2 separate regions of the Homo sapiens genome follow, and region 2 is linked to region 1. Evidence: read pairs that join two places in POLR2A ChIA-PET (ENCODE). Cell type or tissue: OCI-LY7. All regions are shown on one strand. Links, peaks and the distances in the headings refer to the core of each region. The heading gives the core; the rest is flanking DNA.

What was found. Peaks named below come from ENCODE experiments on the same cell type or tissue, not always from the same donor. Only the 100,000 strongest peaks of a DNase experiment are listed, where the experiment ranks them.
Region 2: POLR2A ChIA-PET joins it to region 1 with 10 read pairs; 2 of 35 experiments call an interaction of 5 or more read pairs at or near these places.

Annotation. Positions count from the first base shown.
Region 1 is chr5:107,375,218-107,380,582 of GRCh38, reverse strand. It overlaps EFNA5 (ephrin A5), which reads left to right. Exons shown (of 5, transcript NM_001962.3): 5 at 1-3,689. Among named protein-coding and RNA genes, the nearest start is that of EFNA5, 290 kb to the left of the region's middle. In OCI-LY7, for the core only: no CTCF peak of the experiment used is centred there; a DNase peak (open chromatin) is centred at 2,092; H3K4me3 peaks cover 511 bases; H3K27ac peaks cover 1,090 bases.
Region 2 is chr5:107,144,709-107,150,102 of GRCh38, reverse strand. No RefSeq gene overlaps it. Among named protein-coding and RNA genes, the nearest start is that of LINC01950, 140 kb to the right of the region's middle. In OCI-LY7, for the core only: no CTCF peak of the experiment used is centred there; no DNase peak of the experiment used is centred there.

The sequences.
Region 1 (5,365 bases), core at 1-5,000:
TTCTAGGAGGCAGGTTGGGTGTGGAATGCTAATACAGAGCAGGTGTGAAAACAGAGAAAACTACAGGTTTGCTGGGGGTGTGTATGTGTGAGTGCCTCTAATTTTTTTGGTGACTGGGCAGTGCACACCAGATATTTTTTCTTTGAATACAGATCACCATGGTGCTACAACTTTTTTTTTTTTTTTTTTTTTTTTTTTTTTTTTTTTTAAGAAACTCAAAGAGGCATTTTTATGAATAAAGTGACCTTCCCCAAGGCTGACAAGCCAGGGTTGATGAGTGCATAGTGGAATAGCTTTGGATACTCCTCTGGGGGATGACATGTACCAAGGAGAGGACCGCAGTGGCCAGAGGAGACATGATTTGGCTTTGCTGGAGCGCCAGTGTGCTGTGGCCTTTCCCCGCCTCCCACCCTAGTACCCACGTTTTGCTCCACACTCCTTGACCGCAGGGGCTCGGACACAAACCCCTGTCACCAGGAGAGTCAGTCAGCACTACTTGGGAGGGCTAAAGGGAAATTTGGAAATAAAATTCCAAAGTTTGGAGTAAAAAAATTCAAGTGTTGATTTTATATTCTTTCCCTTTCTGACACAGCCTAAAGCGTAGGGGGAACATGTGTTTATCTGTGGGAGATAAACAAGATGGAGTCCCAAAGACTTTAACAAAATATTTTTTTAAAAATCCACTAGAATAGAAAATACATTATTTAGATATACTTTATGCTGAGAGTGAGTATATATGCTTGTCCTATTTAAACTTGTGAGAAAAAGTGGTATCCCTTGATACATTTAGAAATATGGGGGCTATCTTGTTTCATTGTGGGGGTGGGGCAGAAGGAGAATAAATGCAGGATGACCCTGTTGAAGGAATCTTAGCATGGCCAACAGGGGACGTTTCCAGTCGATTACCAGGAAATGCAAGCCTTGGGGTTTCTACTGGTGGTGGGGCTGTCATGAACTTTAAAATCCAAAGCCTAGACAAGGAAAAGTGTTAGACCAATTGAAAAGCAATCCAGCCCTTTTTTTTTTTTTTTTTTTGGCTTTGCACGACATGTCAACAGAAACCATGCCTTTCAATATAAGAAATAAATGTGATGATCATGTAAAATGTGAAAAATTGAAAGCATTCCAGCAAAATAAGAATTTTTTATATATTTGTTTTTTAAGATGTATATGTTAAAAAAAGAGAAGGTCGCATTATGGACAGACTTCGTGAATGGGAATTTGCTTAGAATTGTGAGTAGTTCTGAATTAGAAAAGTATGTGAAGGAAAGGCAGCTGTAAACGTATTGTGCCCTGGAGAGTTGTACACATGTTGAAATGTAATCTGGGCTTACCTGATCCATTTGGAGTGGATGTCACTGCCGAGTCTGTTCTCACATGGAACCATGTGTGTGGGGTTGCCAGCCTCACAGATACAATCAATCCTATTCCCCTCTGACATAAGGAACTCCTCTGGAGTGGCAGAGTCTTATCACAGAAGGCAGCCACCATTTCACCAAAACAAAAGTTCACGGCATTCAATTCCTTTTTCCTTTAGCTATTTATATATGCAGTACTCTCAGTCATATGCAGAAATACTTTTTTTTTTTTAATTAATAGTTACAGGCTTGTTGGTCCAGTGGGATTTGGGTAGGGGGAGAAAGATACCTTCTAAAATGGATCAATAGAACCAAAATAATACAGCATGTTCTATAACCACAAGGAAATCAAATGATCCTGTCATGATTCCAGTTAGTCATAACTATGTTAGCAGTGCTAAATGCATTTTAGAAATGGTGACTTCTGTGGTTTTCCTAGCATTTGTCTCTAACAAATGGTGAAATAATTACTCATGGCCCTCTCTGCCATTGTCTTTCATTTTTTCACAGTGAAATTAGACCCCTTTACTTCACCATTCTGCCACTGCAAATTAAGTATAAAGAAAATAGCAAGAGTGTCCACACCAGTAGACAGTAAGCTTCTCTACCTGTAAGTGATGAAATCATAGCTAATGCACTTGCCATGGAGTTTTCAAGATGATTGGTGTCAGACAGTTTTCACTTTGTTTAAAAAGTGTTGGTGGCCTTTTGTGGTGGTGTTACAATCCTCTGGGGGCTTAGGAGGATGTTGATGCAACTTTTAGAAGCTTTTAATTTCAAAAACAACTCAAAAATCTGAAGGACAGTCATAGCTGCCACTCAGCCCCAGTTAGTCAAACCCCAGTGACCTTTGCCCCTGGTTGCCAAGGGCTTTGCAACATCAAGCAGGGAAATAAGGATCTGTCTGTTTAGTGGATACCGTGTATCCTTTAATAGACCAGGTAACAGTTCGTGTTAGTTTAGACTATTGTTTTGTACTGTACTTTCTTGGGTGGCAGAGGAAAGAAAAGTAAAACATTAAAAAAAAAAAAAAAACTGCGTTCTTTAAATTCTGTATTATTAGCAACCTCTGTTGTACATAGTGTTTGATAATAAAGTATTAATTTGATTCTTATGTCTTTTGTAAGTGAGAACAATAGACTTTCAGGATACAAAACATGCATTGAGGCTTTGAAACATCCAATGTGTACCATGGCTGAAAAAAAGAGTCACAAGTGGCTGAGACACTGCTCCATACAGGACTCATGTGTGGTCATTGCCCACCCAATCTTATGACTCCATCATCTTGGGACCTGGAACAACATGACTTTTTTGATCGATATTTTGTCCTCGGTGTTTTCAAGGTCTGATGTTGGAGCCCTGTGGCCCACCCTCCCTTCTCCACCAGCATGTTGGTTTGAAAAGGATAGGGAATTTAGAAACAGTTCTGTACTTTGGTTTGGTTTGGTTTTCTGTTTGTGATTGTTTTCATGGACTGTTTTATTTTTTCCCAGGAAGAGTCTTTATCAATATCATGTGCAGCTCACTCATGGAAATGGTTGCAAACCAATCAGTGTAGGAAGCTTAAATGGGGCTGTTTCCCTCTCTGTGTCGTTGTGAAAGGAAGAGTCACACAGTACCTGTGGATTTTCAGGGACTCTGTTTTTCTCCGGTGCCTTAGCAACGGCAGCAGCCATTTGTATTATTTTCAAATAATTAGAAAAACAGTTTTCAACTCCTCCTTTCCATTCATTGCTCTCAGAGTTGTGGTCACTGACTTTTCTTTTGAAAACCGCCTCCACCAACACCCCCGTTTGCCTACACCACCCCCCTTTTACTTAGTATGTTTATTTTTTGTGTGTCTCTTGCCTTCCTCCCACGTTTTATTTCCCCTCAGAGCTGTGAATGGGCAGGTCTGTCTCTGGTTTGGCATCACTGAGTTTTTCCCATGCATTGGCCCCAGGGCTGCTAGGATGTGAGACAAATCTCCCTACAATGGGCTTGCTCCCATTGTCTGTACAGTTTAATAGATGCTGGCATGTCGGAGGTTACCCATGAGTCAAAATCCGCTCTCCATGCTTACTCTTGACACCCCATTGAAGCCACTCATTGTGTGTGCGTCTGGGTGTGAAGTCCAGCTCCGTGTGGTCCTGTGCTTGTACTGCCCTGCTTTGCAGTTCCTTTGCACTTACTCATCGAGTGCTGTTTTGAAATGCTGACATTATATAAACGTAAAAGAAAATGTAAAAAAAAAAAACCCACACACAAACAAACCCATACGATCTGTATTTGTATATACACGTGTCCGTACAAGTATAACTAAATAAAAATTAAAGATTTTCATCATTTTAATTGGATCCCTCCTTCTACTTGTTTGTTCCTTGAATGATGCCTTTATTTCAGGGGCTACTTGTACTCTGCTGATTTTTCAAAATCTTTGTGGACAGAAAAGATAATACAACATGCACAAGAGAAGGCCTGGGAAGCTCAAAGAATGCAGAGTTAGAAATGGCCAAGTATCTGGGCGCATTCCAGTTATTCTGATGAGAGAATAGTGAGATTTCAGCCTAGTCTCTGTATTTGAGCCTTAAAATAGGCACTATGACAAGCCCTGCATCCTAAAACGACTGTTAAATACAACAGGAGCCAAATACAAATTGTATTCTTTTACTTTAGACATAGTTTTTTCACCCCATCAAGAAAAAGACCAAATAAGCATTTTCCCAGCAAATATACTGGAAGAAGAAAAGAATAACAGTAATGATAATCATAATCTCTTCAGTACTGCCCAAAGCCTCAATTCTCACAATCAAGGAAGAATTAACTTACTACTGTGTGACCTTAGGCAAGTCACACGATATCTTTGGGACTCAGTTTCCTTATCTGTAAATAACAGGGCTGTATGAGAGATTGTTCCATTTTCTAAATTCTACCCTTTTGGGGCACGTCAAAGCCCATTTTACATCTATGTGATGTGAGTGTGTTTTTGTCTTTGATGATGACATTGCTATAAGCACAATTTGACAATTTCATCTGTAGAAGAAAAAAACATCAAATATCTGACATAATAGACACCTAATGCATTTCAAGACTTGGCTTTAATTACCCCATGTTAACATTAAGCTCATTGAAAGCTTTTTATTATACTTAATTATTTGACAGGGCACTAAACACTAATTATAACTTACTGTAACCTTTTTTTGTTAATGAAGAATGACAGCTTTATAGGATGAGAAACAACTTACATTAAAAAATATGTACTAGACTCCTTACATGACATTTTCAAACCAGAACAGCATTACGTTATCATTGTCATCTTCACCATCATCATCAACAGCATTTAAGTGATCATGACATTGTGCTCAGTGCTGTGCAAAATAAAGTTAATGTTTACAGTCTGTACTTTCAAAGCTTACAACATAAGGCAGACATTACGTGTAAGCATGACATAATAGTGATTTATAGAGAAGAAATAAAATCCAAGCATTTATATTATACATAAATAATAGGAGAGATAAATACTTTTTTAAAACGTGAATGGGAAAAAGTTTGGGGTTATAGATTAGTAAGATTGAGTTAAAGGAAATTACTTTTAAAAATAGTCAAGATGGGGTTAGGGACTTCTTAGAAAATAGAACACTTGAGTTAAAAGCATTGTAGGCTTTAAGAGAGTGGAGAAATGCATGGTGTAAATTTTCATATTAGCCACAGAGGCTACTGTAAAAATGTGAAAACCCATAACACCATCTGAATGTCACTGAGGCAAATTATGGGTGTGCTGGTCCAGAGAAATCACGCATTTCTTCCCCTAAGGAAGTAGGGGAAGTGAGGAGTAGATGACAATTTCAGATTCTGCTTTATGGAATAGTCAGGTAGCTGCTCCTGAAACTGAGACTGTATCTACACCTAATTGTGAGATGTCTAGAACCTCATTGAGTGGGAAGGCTGGACACACCCACACACAGATGAGGGAAATGGTATAAAATCCAGAACGTGCAAACTGTTGCACACGCTAATGGAAAGCTGAC
Region 2 (5,394 bases), core at 55-5,054, 230 kb after region 1:
AATGCATTTTGGAAAATATAGGCTATGTACACACTCAAGAGAAGTTTCTAAAATAGCTTAGTTTGGTGGGGTGCCTACTTCACTGGATAACAGAATCCTTAATTCTTCTCTGAACCCCTGTAAGTGACCCTCAAGGTGTCAACAACAATATTCCCCAGTTTTTCTCCAGACATGAAGATAAGCATATTATTTATCTATCCTTGATGGAGATAAGTCTACTAGATCCTAAAGGGAGTTTTGGTATCAGGTTTCTTGAGCTGTCTGTGGAGTTCCTAACTCATTAAGGGCTTTAAAGATTGTTTCTCTGGCATAGGCATTGGATAACGTTCAGATTTATTAGGTCCCAAATATCCATTGATGCTTTTAAGCCCAGAATAGAACATTGGAATTTTGTTAATGTCCTAGATTATGAGGTTAATAAACTTCCTGGGTTAAATGGGCAAATTCATTTCAAAATAATGTGAATATGTGATATCATTTAACTCAATCTGTATTAAGAAATGTATCTTTTTTTGAAAAAAAATTATTCTGGTAAAATATACATAACCTTTACCGTTTTAACCATTTTTTAAAATGTACAGTTCAGTGGTCTCATGTATATTCATGTGGTTGTGCAACTATCACCACCAATTCATCTCAGAACATTTTTATCTTCTGAAACTGAAACTTTGTACTCATTAAACCAGTCTTCATTTTTCCCTCTCCCCAGGCCCTGGTAACCACTATTCTACTTTCTCTCTCCATGAATTTGACTACTATAGGTACTTCATATAAACAGAATCATACAATATTTGTTGTTTCGTATCTGGCTTATTTCACTTAGAACAGTGTTTTCAAGTTTCATCCATGTTAGAGCCTGTGTCAGAATTTCATGCTTTTTAGGGCTGAATAATAATATTTGTATGTCTATACCACATTTTGTTTAACTATCCATTTGTCGATAGACATTGAGCTATTTCCACCTTTTGGTTATTGTGAATAATGTTATTATGAACATTCATGCACAAATATCTGTTCAAGTCCCTGCCTTCAATTCTTATGTGTATATACTCAGAAATTGAATTGCTAGATTATATGTTAATTAATATGGCAATTTTATCTTTAATTTTTTTGGGGAACCGCCACACACAGGCTGCAATACACAAGGGTTCCAATCTCCACATGTAGCCAACTCTGGTTATTTTCTTTCTTTCTCTCTCTTTCCCTCCCTCCCTTCTTCCTTTCCTTTCCCCTCCTTTCCCCTCCCCTCCCCTCCCCTCCCCTCCCCTCCCCTCCGCTCCACTCTCTCCTCTCCTCTCCTCTCCTCTCCTTTCCTTTCCTTTCATTTCCTTCTTTCCTTTCCTCTCTTTCTTTCTAGTCATCCTCCTAACAGGTGTGAAGTGATATCTCATTGTGGTTTTGATTTGTATTTCCCTAATGATTGGGGATGAGCATCTGAAAAGAAATTAATTTACTAGAGTCAAACAGTTAAAATTTCTTTTTGAAATCCTTTGGGTTGACCTAGCTTATTTTATTTTTAAAGAAATATTGTTAAAAATAACTGAATACTAAATTTAAAAGTTTAATTACAATTACTGTATAAAAAAGCATCACAACTCCTTGGAAACAGTGGAAAAATATTTTCTATACCCTGTAAATTGCTAGTTTACTGTTTTATTTCAAGATTATGTAAGCAGCAGATTTTATTAAGTAAAAAAGTTATCTAAAATGTGAAGAAAATGTGAACACCAAAGGCAAACAAGCTATCAAACAAGCAAACTATGATATTAAATAAAGCAATAGTTGAATTCAGTATCAATAAATGCCAAAAAAGTAAAGTACAAATTTTTAAATTTTAATTTTTTTAAACAAGAAGAGATAACAATTTTAAAAGAGTGTGAAGTGAGTTAGTATTCTAATTTCAGAGATCTTTATTAATCTTGCAGGTAAATAATGGGGAACGTGGTTGGAAGGAACATGAGGAGAGATATTTAAGGCAAAAAAATCTATTTGGAAACTGATGGCTTGTAAAAAAAAAATCAAGCTTTGTTAAAGAGGGTTTTGGGGGAATTTTGCTGATTGGACTTAAGAAGTTAGTTTTTTTTCCCCCTCTGAGTATTTCCATTTGATCAGAGAAACCTTTGTGGTATATTTTTGAAGCCAGTGATTCTGATGCTGCTAGCCAAGAAGTTTCAATGGTTTTCTCTGAAAAGTAGTTTCATACTTCCTTTTCCAAGACAGTAAATTACCCAAACAAAAGTAACATGTGTAGTTTGCTGGAGGCCATATAAAGAAAGAGAAAAATGTGTTTGTGCAGCAACAAAAGACTGTGGCTCTATTGGCAACACCATCAAAGCTAATCCATTTGTTTGCCAAGGCAGTGCGAATCCATTGCAAGATGTGTCAAATCTGTTAGAGAAATAATTTTCCTGGAGCACCTACTTGCAGACTGTAGCTCTTTCTCCAAACTTCTGGTTGAGAGGGAAGACTTTCTATAATAGTGCAGAGCTGTTTTCCCTTTCAGTTTTATTTTCTTCAGAAATTACTTTTATATGTAACATTTTTTATTCTCTTTGGTCAGCATTTTTTCTATCAAATGGCTGAAAAGAATTACTCTCAAAGCCCTCTCCTCGCTGTCTGATTAACACTGACTTCTGATCTTAATGGGTTGGAATCTCTTAAATGTGATTCCAAGAGTTATTTGGAACGATTTTGAACCACTAACTAGAAGTGTTCATACACTGTTTTAAAGGTATTTTGGAAATTAATAGGAAATATTCCAAGTTAGAGAAATTCTACCACTGTCTCATGATAGTATATGCTAAATCTGTGAATAGAGGGGAATACAGATCTACAAAATCTTACATAGCTTCAATCCAAAGATGTTGATGTATTTCTTAAGCTTGCATTTAAAGACAATGAGAGGTTTTAGTTAAACTCCTTTTGCTTGTGAAGATAAACTTTTACGCTGCAACCTGATGAGCATCTCGTCCTCTGATTGAGCCTGCAGCCGGCTCGAATGACACAAACAAACCAACCAAATAAAATGATAGAACCCTGGATTATGTTCTAAAGCTCTTGACCTTGAAGCTAACATAGTGGTTTAGAGACTATAAATAATTCTGTGCTGTAATTTGTGCAATGTAATTTATTATCTTCTACCCATTTTAAAATACATTATTCACTTTAAGTACTATAGAAATGGTCAGTGATAAATGGAATTCACAAAACTTATATTCTTTTAGGTTTAGGAAAAAGAATGTTTCAGTTTGCATATAATTTATTTATTTAAGATATTTTATATTGAAGTATGTTATGTTAGAATAATTTTTATGATTTTGATATGTTCATATTTGCTGTCAGGTAATAACCTAGCATATTTGACAGCATATAACAGTACTGGCTTATATATTGCATTTGATTTGCAAAATCTGGATAGAACATTAAGCTTTTTTTTTTTTTTTTTGGCCATGATGTTTAGTGTTGCTGCATTCTATCACAGGGAGATGACATCTTAAAACAATTGTGGAAAATGCTCTTAAAGGCAGAAAGACAGATCTAGAACACTCTGACCAGAAAGGATATCAGATGTTCATTTAGTCCTTCTTCCTTGATCTAGGCACCTGGATCAAGCCTGGAGAACAGAAAATGGATTGTGGAAGTACAGAAAAATGTTAGTTTTATTTGTATTTATTTTATTTAATCCTTTAAAAACACGTATTTATATTACTTTAAAATATACATAATGTATTATTTCATTAGTGTCTCTAATCAACTTATTAAAAATATATATCTTACAAAAGCACAATGTAAAGATGTTTGGATAACACTTCTTTGAGCAATACTGAAATCATATCACCCTGGAAAAATATTGAAGAGAATATATTGAGGATGTTTTATAGTTCATAAACCATTTTTCACTGCTTAGCTGAAGTGTGGGTACTTAATAAATAGAATTCAATAGCTTTCCAGGATTCAAATTATTCTTCTTGATTACCTACTTTACACATGAGTTGGACAGTTGAAAAGGATTCTCTTCATATTTTCAATAATTTGTGTTTAAAAAATCATTCAGTTTTGTGAGAACATAGGCAAGCTTATCTTTTAGAGGAAGGAATTGAGGGAGTGAGAATATCTGTGTGGTTAGGAGGACAACATTCATCAGATTAAAAAAAAAAAAACCTATCCAGGATTTTTTGTTGTTGTTGCAGTCTTTAATGTCTGATTGAAATTTTCACATTTAAACATGTTCAGAGAAGTGGTAGAAATTTTTTAATCTCTGTAAAGGTTGTGAAAGTTAAGATCTATCTATCATTCTAGATCACTTACTTACATACAAACAATATACCCTGACTAATTGTCTCCAGAGAATTCCCTTAATAATTAGCAAAATCTGTGTGTTCTTGTGATAAAAATTTAGCACAATAGATTACTGTTGTTTTATTTTAAATGCTCTGTTTCAGTAAAGCATATTGCTGTTTTTTACTATCTAGGAATTATTTCCAGTGCAGTTATTGGCTCTACATATTGGTTTTTAACCCCAATATGTAGAATTTGAGGAGTTGCTGAGGCTAGAATCTGAGGAGTTGCTGAGTGGTTAAGCCGTTATCACCCTATTTATGAAGACAGGAATACATGGGGAGCCTGGAGATGAAGGAGATTTAATCCCAGTGCTTTAGAGGAGGAATGGCAACCTGCCTGCTGCTCCCCAATCTGCCTATGGTGGTAGATTATGGTTTTCCTTCCATTTCTTTTGGGATTGCTGTGATTTAAAATATTATAGAATATTGGTTAATTAATACTTAATATTAGTAATTAGGGTAAAAACCAGCAACATATTAATAATCAGCATCAAATACTTTGACTTCACATTTGATCCTTATGAGAACCTTGTAAGATGATTAGTATTAATCTCATTTTATATATAAGGAAACTGAAATTCAGAGAGTTATATAACTTTCTTAAATCCACATTGCTAGTAATGGAAAAATCAGAGGTAAGCCCCCTGCTGAGTGACTCCAAAGTCTATAAGAAAAACCTTTCCTATGGCTATAGTGGAGGTCTTGGCATTAACCATTTGTTTTTTGAATGCATACCCTGGTGATGAAGTTGAGGATGTAAGATTCCTGTTTCTGGAAAAACATTTCCAATCACACATTGAAACTGATGATTTAGTTTATTATTTATCTATTTAAAAAGCCAGGTTTTGTGGTTTAAACCAGGCCATTGTTCTAAATTAAGGAAAAATTAATTCCAGTAGTGTTCTCGATATATTCTTCTTCTTGATTTGGCTGGTTTGTTTCTTCATGGAAAATGTGCTTTCCACCTTAAATGTGATTTCCTAGCACAGTAGATAATATTTTTGAAAGCTAAAGTTTAAACTTTTCAAAACAGTATTTTTCAAAACTAGATATT